Linked DNA regions of Homo sapiens: region 1 is linked to region 2. The links are chromatin loops, found by intact Hi-C in ENCODE. Cell type or tissue: endothelial cell of umbilical vein. All regions are shown on one strand. Region 1 overlaps IQCJ-SCHIP1 (IQCJ-SCHIP1 readthrough). Region 2 has its middle 44 kb from the start of MFSD1.

What was found. A loop is a pair of places that touch in the nucleus more often than their neighbours do. Peaks named below come from ENCODE experiments on the same cell type or tissue, not always from the same donor. Only the 100,000 strongest peaks of a DNase experiment are listed, where the experiment ranks them.
Region 1: it touches region 2 in a loop (4-fold over the local background); 1 of 110 quality-filtered maps calls a loop at or near these places.

What each region holds. Positions count from the first base shown.
Region 1 is chr3:159,189,300-159,194,299 of GRCh38, forward strand. All of the region lies in intron 1 of IQCJ-SCHIP1 (IQCJ-SCHIP1 readthrough), which reads left to right. The region is part of intron 1 of IQCJ (IQ motif containing J); the gene reads left to right. Among named protein-coding and RNA genes, the nearest start is that of SCHIP1, 81 kb to the right of the region's middle. In endothelial cell of umbilical vein, no CTCF peak of the experiment used is centred here; DNase peaks (open chromatin) are centred at 1,122 and 2,332; H3K27ac peaks cover 1,534 bases.
Region 2 is chr3:158,843,575-158,848,574 of GRCh38, forward strand. No RefSeq gene overlaps it. Among named protein-coding and RNA genes, the nearest start is that of MFSD1, 44 kb to the left of the region's middle. RefSeq lists enhancers at 2,306-2,600, 3,755-3,804, 3,975-4,044. In endothelial cell of umbilical vein, a CTCF peak has its summit at 2,378 (motif pointing right); no DNase peak of the experiment used is centred here.

The sequences.
Region 1 (5,000 bases), 350 kb after region 2:
TCATACCCTTTGAGGCTGGGGACAAGGGGACAAGGATTGCTAATATTGTTTATTTTGGTTTAGCTATCTATAATTAACAAATCAACGTTTAGTCCTTTACAGTTTGCTAACAGCCCCTATAACCTTTAGCACTGGAACATTCAAGACCAGTATTGTTCTAGCAAATTTTGGCTCTTTCATCATTTTACTCTGCACAAACTTCATTCTCTGGCACTAGAGGGAGATGGTGACAGGTGATTCCTGAAACTGATTGGAGTAGACAATGAAGCTCTAGAAACTAATTGTGTGTACTTTGCTGCCCTAGGGTCGTTTTAGTGGCTGATATACTCCCACCCACCACAGCATCTTTGCCAAAGAACATTGGTGTTTAGTCTTTGCCAAGAGTAGGAATTTTTAATCCTCTTTCAAGAAGACTCAGGTTTGGATAAGGCAGAGAGGCCGTCACTAGTCGTTCCCCTTCTGAAAAGAGGTGTCTGATCTTCTGTGGATCCAATCTCAGGCTCAGACAAACCATGAGCACTCCTGTGAAGCAGGCAAACCTGGACTTCCAAGTCCTAACTGTTCTTTCCCCTCATTGCTGAATTCTGATCTCTCCCTCCTCAAGTCTGCACTTATGCTAGGGTTCTTCAAAACTCACTCAGGAAAGGGCCTAACAAACCCATTTGTATCAAGATAGGAATGCCTGAAAATATTCACCCTTTGTCAAGAAGTGAACCCTTAATCATAAAGATTCAGGCCTCAATGAACTGTGTCTATGGCATGGAGGATAGATACAGTTTTAGGCAGGATCCCTTCCATCCCAGTGTTCCTGATACGTGGCTGGCCCTAAGTACCAGTTCCCTGTGTGTGACCAGAGGATTAGCACCCTGCTCAGCTGCAGTGGGTGGAAAAACCTCTCCTTTCTCAACCAAGACTCTTCTGGATTTGTGCCATCATTTGATCCTGGGATCTTGCAGTTCTCTCAGCATATAATCAAGAAAAACAGCCATCTGTCTCACTGCCCTGTGTTTCAAATGCAAGTTTTCAATTCAGCAAACATTTCCTGAGCACCTACTTCTGCCAGGGCATGTTTAAAGCTCTGGGCTAGATTTGGTAGTGCTGACTTCCGAGATTTACAGTCTCATTAGGGAATGCATTCTTCTCTGGTAATGGAAGGACACATGAGTGTTAAGGTGAAGCTGAGGAGAGGCGCATGAATCATAAGTAGGAAGGACTGCTTCAGAGGCAGCTGGAAGTTTAGCAGTGCCTTGTTGCATTTGACAGGAATTGAGGGATGAAAGGAAAGTCATTCCTGGCAGTAAGACAGCCGTGAGGTACATACTTGGATGAAGCTATAGCTGAAGGGAGGTCAATGGAGTCAGCATCCTGGGGTCATTAAGGATGCAGCACTGAACTGAGATGGACCTGTGTCCCGGTTCTAGCTTCACTGCTACCTTGGACATTTTGCTGAACTTTTCCATGCCTCATTTTCCAATATGAGAAATGTGGATAATAATAGTAGCTACCCTGTAGGCTTAATGTCAGGAGTAAAAGATATTTAGGTTAAGTTCTTGGAAAAGTTCCTAGCACATAGCAGTGGCTCAAAAGGTGTTCTTGTATAGTTAGGGGAACATTAGACATTGTACCAAATAAACCTCCACATTGCAATGCTTAACACAATAAATATCTATTTTTAGTCATATTTCAGTCTTATGCGGATGTTCCTATTCTCAGGGATTCTTGAATTCAATGACTTTACTGCCCCCAGGAATCTCAGTGCCCTTGACATGTAGTCAACAGCAATTGGAGTGGGGAAAACGCAACTCCTCCTAGCCTTTACATAGGCCTGAAAATAACATTTCTTTTTTTGGTGGAAACGGGTTCTGCAGCCCTAGTTGGATGCAGTAGGTAGTGAGAAACACAGTTCCTGGCTAGACGGAGGCTTCCCAGCACCTTCTCTAGGCTCAGGTTGGAGGAGCATGGGTTTAGGTGTACAGTTAGCCATCCCTGCCTCAGTTAAGATGATGAAGATGAGGAGGAGGAGGCTGGGGTTGGATCATGGAGCATCTTGGTTTACAGACTGAGGACCTAAGATGATTTTGTCTAAAGACATTAGGATTTGGGGGACAGAAATGGTATATCTCATTAGACACCATCTGAAATTCATTGCTCAGTTTTGATTTTTCCTCAGGGTGGGAGGGTGATACTTCCTGAGGCCGACAGAACAAGTGGTCATCGTGTTTTCCCTGTCATTGCTGAAATGAAGTGGGCGATGGGATTTATAGCCTATATAAGGCTTTGAGTCAGTTTATTAGAGTGAGTTCATGCAGAGGGTTAGCCAAATAGCCCTCCAAGTTGAGAAATAATAACACTGCAGCTTTATCTCTGCTTTTATCTGAGGAGCTACAAAGTACTTTACAAAGCCTGACAGCATCCCCCTAAGGTGACTAATATTATAGCTATTTTAGCAGGGAGATTTTATCTCTGGTACAAGTTAGTATAAAGCCATTCTGGAAATACTCTGGCCAAGGTTAAAAATTCTATTTGAGAAACGGAGGCAGTTGGACACAAGCTCTGTTTCCCATTCTTCCCATTAGGGACTATATAGAAATCTGTATTTTATCATTATGATGATTTTCCTGTTGGTATCTTTGGTACATTCCTCCATAAAGGAGACCAGTGAAGCCATTGAAACCCTTCCATACATTTTCATCAGAAAATGATTTCCCTTAGGAAACTGACCTTTCCTCCTCAGAGAAGTGACAGTCCTATAAGTTCAAGAGGTGAGAGCAAAATCTATGCTCTTAGAAAAGTTCATGCATGACTATGCCAAAAGCTTTAGTGAGACTTTGCTGTCCAAGGTGACTTTCTAGATGATCTTGTTGGTAAAAATCAGAATTTTGGCTTCTTTAGGCATACTCTCCCTGGCATCTCTCTCTGTTTAAATGTTATTGATAATTTATGTGCTTTGGAGACAGATCTCTTTTTAGAATCCAGGCATTACCTCTCCTATCAAGGGCAATTTTTGGGGTGGAGGGCAGTTTTTCTTGTGTTCATTACATACAAAACTTGTATCCTGGTGCTATAGGTCCAGTCCCTCATACTCTGAGATGGATATTTGCATGCAGGGAACTTCTTGGGGAGTGGTTTTATGAACCACATACATAAGAGAGTGAAGGAAGCAGAGTTGCGGAGAGGTAGAAATTGAACTGTGAAGCAATTGTGACAAAGACCTCAGCTAGTCCTACTGGGAACTCTGGAGCTAGCATGGCCCTTCAGAGTTATTTGGAGTTGAGACAAAAGGACCTGGTTTTTGATCAGCCATTGCAGTTGATTGCCTGTAGAAGGGGGCGGAACCTTAGGCAAGGAGGCCCTCTTCAGCCAAGAGCAATTCCTTAGAGAAATTATATTGTGCATTATCAGTGGCCATTGCCTGGCGTCTGGGGAAATGTGTGTCTTGGTCCTGAAGGGTGGCCTGGACAACACACCACAGCATGCACTACAGGTTATTCCTTGCATGCTCAGGTTCACTGTCTTGAAATATTAAGTTACCTCATCTGGGAACAGGTCCTCAAGAATTCTGGTTAGCCTCTCTCAAGGGGAAGCTTACAAGAAGAAGGTTAGAAGAAGAACCTCAGCCCTGCAATGCAGCTGGTCTTAGGGTCACAGCTGACTCTCACCATTTACCTCCTCTAAGATCCATTCTAGTTTCCTCTCATCCTCAGCTAGCACTTTTGCAAGTCAAAGTGGCTTATCTTGTGAGGCAACCCAGACGGTCATCTCTAAGGGGTCTTAAACACTGGTCACCATCCTTTTCAGTCCGTAACTGCTACATTTGACCTTCAAAATTGGGTAGGAGAGTACTGACAGATACCCTAGTAGACACATGGTCTGCGGAAAATATCTCTCTCTGCAAACCAAGACCTACAGACCTAAAGAGCTTAGAGTTGTGAAGATGAGACACAATTTCACCAAGTGGGTTACTAACAGTGATGATAGTGGGACAACTTCTCCATCTACCTAATGATTCTAGATCCATATATTCTAAGTACTGGTGGTGTACTGGCCTTGAAAGGTGTTATTTCCAATCTGATACCTCAGGGAGTCTTCCAAAGGTCAGCTGAGTCCAGCAGCTTCTGGGATGTTTGATATGTGATAGGAGCAGTGGTCCCATACTCATCTGAGTATACCCATATGAGTATGCCCTCTGCTGCTGAGTATTTCTACCTCTTCCCAACTCTGCTTCACTCTAAAGTGGTTTACTTGGTTTAATGTGATGTTATGTGTGGTTCCATGTTGGTGGATCAAAGATTCTGTAAGAATCTTGTATGGTGGTACAGGCTAAGAACTTATGAGCAAAGGAAGAAAATCTATACCCAAAATATGTGTTAATTCCAGTCAAAATTATTCACTACCCCTTTCTATTAGAATGTAATCAACTTGCCACCAGTTGGATATTTGGTCTTCTCAAGGGATAGTGCCATATGGAGGATCACTGGTCCTTTTCACTGGCAGGCGGGACGTTGGTCAGCAGTGAAATCTAGATAAGACTTAGTACAAGGGACCTCATGATGTCTGGCTTATGTGTACTCTCCAACTCTACCACCATGGATATTTTGTTTTGTGACTGTTGTGCCAAAACTGGTATGGCTGATGACAGATGCTGACTTACATCAAATCCTGTCTACTTGATTTTCAAGGGGTATAGATGTCCAAAAACCCTTCAGACATTTTGATATTCCTCTTCCCTCTGTGTATGGTTACTTGAGTAAATGGTCATAGGTCTTTTGGGGGAAGAACTGAGGAAGTAATTACCATACACACTTGCTGTGGTGTTACAAAATCCTTTTGCTCTGTAACTCAGCCTCTTCTTCAATCAATGGGCTCTAGTCTGAAAACTTGCTCAGATATGAAATTGATGAAAATTGTGTGAGAGATTTTTACTGAAGAATTACCCTTGACCTCCTGATAATCCATCCTTAATTTCTCTTGATTACTTGGCCATCAATATCCTGGTTGGC
Region 2 (5,000 bases):
TGAGCGGGCACCATCCAATCAGGTTGAGGGCCTGGATAGAAAAAAAAGGCAGAGGAAAAGCATATTCACTGTTTCTGCTGGAGCTGGGACACTCTTCTCCTGCCCTTGGACATCAGAACTCCAGGTTCACTGGCATTTGGACTCTGGGACCTGCACCATCTGCCCTCTGGGTTCTCAGGCCTTCAGCCTCAGACAGTTACACCATTGGATCCCCTGATTCTGAGGCCTTTTGACTCAGAATGTGCCACACCGCCGGCATCCCTGCTTCCCCCGCTGGCAGATGGCATATCGTCGGACTTCTCGGCCCCATAACTGCTCAAGCCAACTCCCATAGCAAATCCCCTCTCCTGTATCTGTATAGGAAGTATAGATGGCAATATGGTCCTGGGCCTGGAACAGAGAGAGTGACTGGTCAGACCAGTGTGGGGCTGTTGAAGTGCACGCAGGTGACAAATGACCAGCATCCCAAGCAAGCCCATGCAGGGTGGATGCAGAGCAGGAGATGCTGCTGAGGCAGGAGTGACGGGCCTCATTGGATGTGAGGCATGAGCCAGATGAGTTGAGGGTGTGTCTGAGCTCTACAATGTTGATGACTGTGTGGGTGGTGAGGGTCTGAGGTGAGCACCAGGCTGAGGACTGGAGTTCTGAGGTTGGTGCGGGGGACAGTGGCTCTCCATGAGGTTGGTGCAGGGGACGGTGGCTTTCCATGCCTCAGCCTGCTGAGGGGCTCACCACCCTGCTCCCTGGCTTTAAAATCTGGAGAGCAAAGTTTTTATGGCTGGGCGAGTAAAAAAGCTGTTTTCATTCATTTTGTACCCTATAATTTGTTCATCTGGGGGGCTGGAAAATGCTTAGTAATTTCTGGTGAAGCTGCCTTCCCATCTCCGTGTTGGCTCTTGGAGGGAAGCCGAGGCGGGAATCCACCATGATTTAGCACTGGCTTGGGTCTGGCAGTCCACCCACATGATCTTACTTAATCCTCAGAACAACCTTGTGAGCAAAACATTATTACCCCTGTTTTATGATGAGGAGATTGAGGGTCAGAGAATCCTCTAGGGCCTATTAGGACCCCTAGTCTAGTAGGCAGTACTCTGATCTGGCCCATGGGCTAATGCCCTTCAAAGGACTGTTTTGGGGTAGTGAGAAGTGCTCAAATCCCACCTGTGCCAGGAACAAGTATGCCTTCTAAAGCGCTCACCATATCTCTGAGCCATGATTTCCTCAGCTGTTGTAAAATGAGACAATCCCTTTCTGGGGAGACTGCTGTGAGAATTACCTAGAAGAGAGGCAAGTGCCCCACAGGGCTGCCACGAGGGAGAGAACCCACACATTTTCTCTTTCCCTCTCTTCCCTCTGCCTCTTTTAGAGACAGTGGTAACCTGGAGACCTGAGCTCTTTGGTTTATGTGGCTGGGTGGGAGGGCAGGTGTGGCTTTGCTACCCCAGGATGGACAGGGTCACTTTATCCCTGTCTGTTACTGTCTGTGGACCCAATTTTATCCACCACTGATTCATATGTTGAAGCCCTAACCCCAACGTGACTGTATTTGGAGTAAGAAAGTAATTGTGGTTAACTGAGGTCATAAGGATGGGGCCTAATCTGATATGATTGGTGTTCTTATTAAAAGGAACACTGGCTGGGCACGGTGGCTCATGCCTGTAATCCCAGCTCTTTGGGAAGTAGAGGTGGGAGGATCATTTCAGGTCTGGAGTTCGAGACCAGCCTGGCCAACATGATGAAACCCCATCATTACTAGAAATACAAAAATTAGCAGGGCGTGTTGGCGAGCGCCTGAAATCCCAGCTACTCGGGAGGTTGAGGCAGGAGAATTGCTTGAACCCGGGAGGCAGAGGTTGCAGTGAGCCAAGATTGTGCCACTGGACTCCAGCCTGGGAGACAGAGTGAGACTCCGTCTCAGGGAAAACAACAACAGCAACAACAACAACAACAAAACAGAAACAAAGGGACACCAGAAAGCTTGCTCTCTCTGCCATGTGAACACATGGATTTAAATCTGTGAGTTGACTTTAGCATTTAATATTTTATCTCCATCTGGAGAATATCTTGAACAAATGAAACCATTTGATGGAGTCTCATAAATGCCTTCAGACAGTAAAAGTTTGTTTTTATAAGTTTTTAAAAATAATAACTTGATTCATATGTACAATTCTTAATTTGCAAAGATGAACTAGGGACTTATTTACATCACAGCATAATTACTTGATTTTTAACAGGTTTATATAAGGGGGGCCCCCTGTGTACAATTAATTAGGTGGTGGATTAAAGTAGCAGGTGGTTTTTTTGGAATTAATTTTCTAACGTGCTTCAAATCCACTGGATAACTTGATGTTATTTGTCCACCTGACCACTAGGTGGCAATAAAGACCAACAGGTTACAATCCCTCCCGCTACCTGCTGCCCCGCCTCAACCCCAGAAATGGAAGCCAGAATTAGGGTCTTGTCCAGGTATAGCAGCTGTGAAAGAGATATGATTCATTGAAGACATGTAAAAAAATCCCACCGATCAAAGAATCTCCTATTGGTCTGTTGTCTGCAGTTACTATGTTAGGTTCACACAAAGGAATAGAGTGTAGCCAGTTGAAAGCTGCCTGTTGGGATGATTCTTCAGACTATCCCGTGAGATAGGCATGGCAGGCACCTTTCCCCCATTTTACAGCTGAGGAAACTGAGGTTCAGAGAGGTTAAGTAGAAGTCATGTCTGTGGTGATTTGGGGAAAGCCTGGACTTTTTACAAAGCAAAGATTCAGCAAGTTCCCAGATTTCCGGGGAATGTTTTCTTACCTACTTGTCCCTCCAGTGCCTGTCACCACCACCTGGAAGAAGAAAGACATGGAAATAAAATAGCAAGTCATCTCTCAAGTCACTAGATATAGCACCTCTGTCATAGATGACAGAACCCTAGCTCAAAAAGCATGATCTGGAGATAATAAAAAGAAAGATAATATATAATATTAAAATAAAAACTGACAAGAGTGAGACCCCTCTCCCATCCAAGTACTAACCAGGCCCAACCCTGCTTGGCTTCTGATATCAGGCGCATTTAAGGTGGCATGGCTGTAGACACATAGCAACCCTATACTCAGTTTAAGATATACCTTGAGTCTGATCATAAACGGCACTGATGTTAGCTTTTTAATGATTTTGTATTATATTTTTACAACGTAGGCTTACATTTTCTCTGTACCTGGGCCCCTCTTCCATGTTTGAATTGTCCTGAAATATGGGAATCCAAGGGCTTTTATTTTTTCACAATCAAAGCAAATTGGGTTCTTTAAATAATTTAGAAGACTTTCTAGAGACAGTGAGTACTTAATTTCAATAATTAATTTGTACAGCAGCTTGCACATTTTTGTGTTCTGTTTACAAGGATCTGACACAAGTTCAACTTTGTGTAAACAGGGAGTGATTGGGAAACTTGTATTGTCACAGCAGAGAAGGTGGCTGCTCTGAAATCAGTGTGACTCTGGAAAAATAATTACTACCTTTCTCTTTTTAATCCGTATGTACATTTGTGTGATACCCCAAATTGACTCTGAAATCAGAATTTTTAAACTCAATTAATGATGTGGTAAAAATAGCTGTAGCTATATTGTCCTGTAGTTGTGAAAGCCCATCACTGCCTCTAGGCTCAGGACTCTGAAAGGGGATTTTGAAAAAATCTTTTTCCTTTTACTTTCATTTAGCATCAAAGATCTTTAAATGCATCATGACTGAGTCTTTCCTGTGTGCTGTGTATGAAGAAATGTAAAAAGCTGGTTTGGTTTGGGGCAAGATAAGATATCAGTTGCAGAGCCGGGGGCTCCAGGAGTCGTGGCAAAGTTGCCTAAGGCATCTGCAGAGTAGGGGCTGTATCCCAGGACCCCTCCTTTGATCTGGTCTTACCCTCAGGCAGCATGTTCCCCTGACAGCCTGCCTGGAAAATGCTACTTACAGTGCTAACACCCTGGTGTGCTGCCCACCATCAGAGCTTTCTTGTTGCTATAGGATTTCTGGGGTGGGAGGGTGGTGCTGGCGGGGGAAGAATCTACAGCAGCTCTGGACACTCAACATGTTGGGGAGGAGGGAGAACCATGCTGTCTTAGCCTGAGTCACCCAGAAAGCAGAGCCAAGGCTGAATGGGCTACCGTTTTATTGGAGAGTGTAATCCGAGGGAGCAGGAGTGAGGGACAGGGGAATGACCTGTTGAAGGCGGGAGAACCAAATGTGAGGATTTGAAGATGCATTATTGAGTTGGCCCACACCCAAGGCAACTGAGTGCTCAATCCCAAGGGACGGTCCTCTGAGAATCTGAAACCTGCATCTCCTGTGTCTCAGGAATCGATTGTGCCTCATATCCTCAGGCACAGGAGAGGGAAGCATTTATCCAGCAGCTCCTGTCTCCTTCTGGCCAGGCCCACACTCCCTGGATGAGCTTCAGGGCTGCTCTTCCTGCAGGGGCTTTGAGAAAGTTCTCCTCCAAAGGGGGCTGTGACAGCGGGTGCATGGCACATCCTGTGAGAACAGAAGAGGATCAGAAAGAGAAGACACACTTAAAGAGAGAGGATTTCCTTTGTCACGGACCCTATTTTACTTTTGCCCTTTGAAGTATTAATCCCTCCCTCCCCACATACTCCTGGGTGCCTCTTCATGGGAGATGAAGGGTTCATGCTGTATCTGGCCCTGGATAGTTTCATGGGAAGTGATTTTTCCAGTTTCTTTTTACTGTTATTTTTTCTATTGACTTGTCTATCTTTTGGTTATTGATTTCTAGGAGTTTTAAAAATATATTTTGGGTAAAAGTCTTTACATTACACATTACAATAATTTTTTTCCTACTCTGTGCCTTACCTTTTCTCTGGCATAATGGTATATATGTATTTTTTTTTGAGGATTGGAAGTTCTTAATTTTAATATAGTCCAAATTATCAATTTTTGTTTTATGGTCCTACTTTTTGTATCTGGTTTAAGAATCTTTCTCTACCTTGGGGTCATAAAGATAT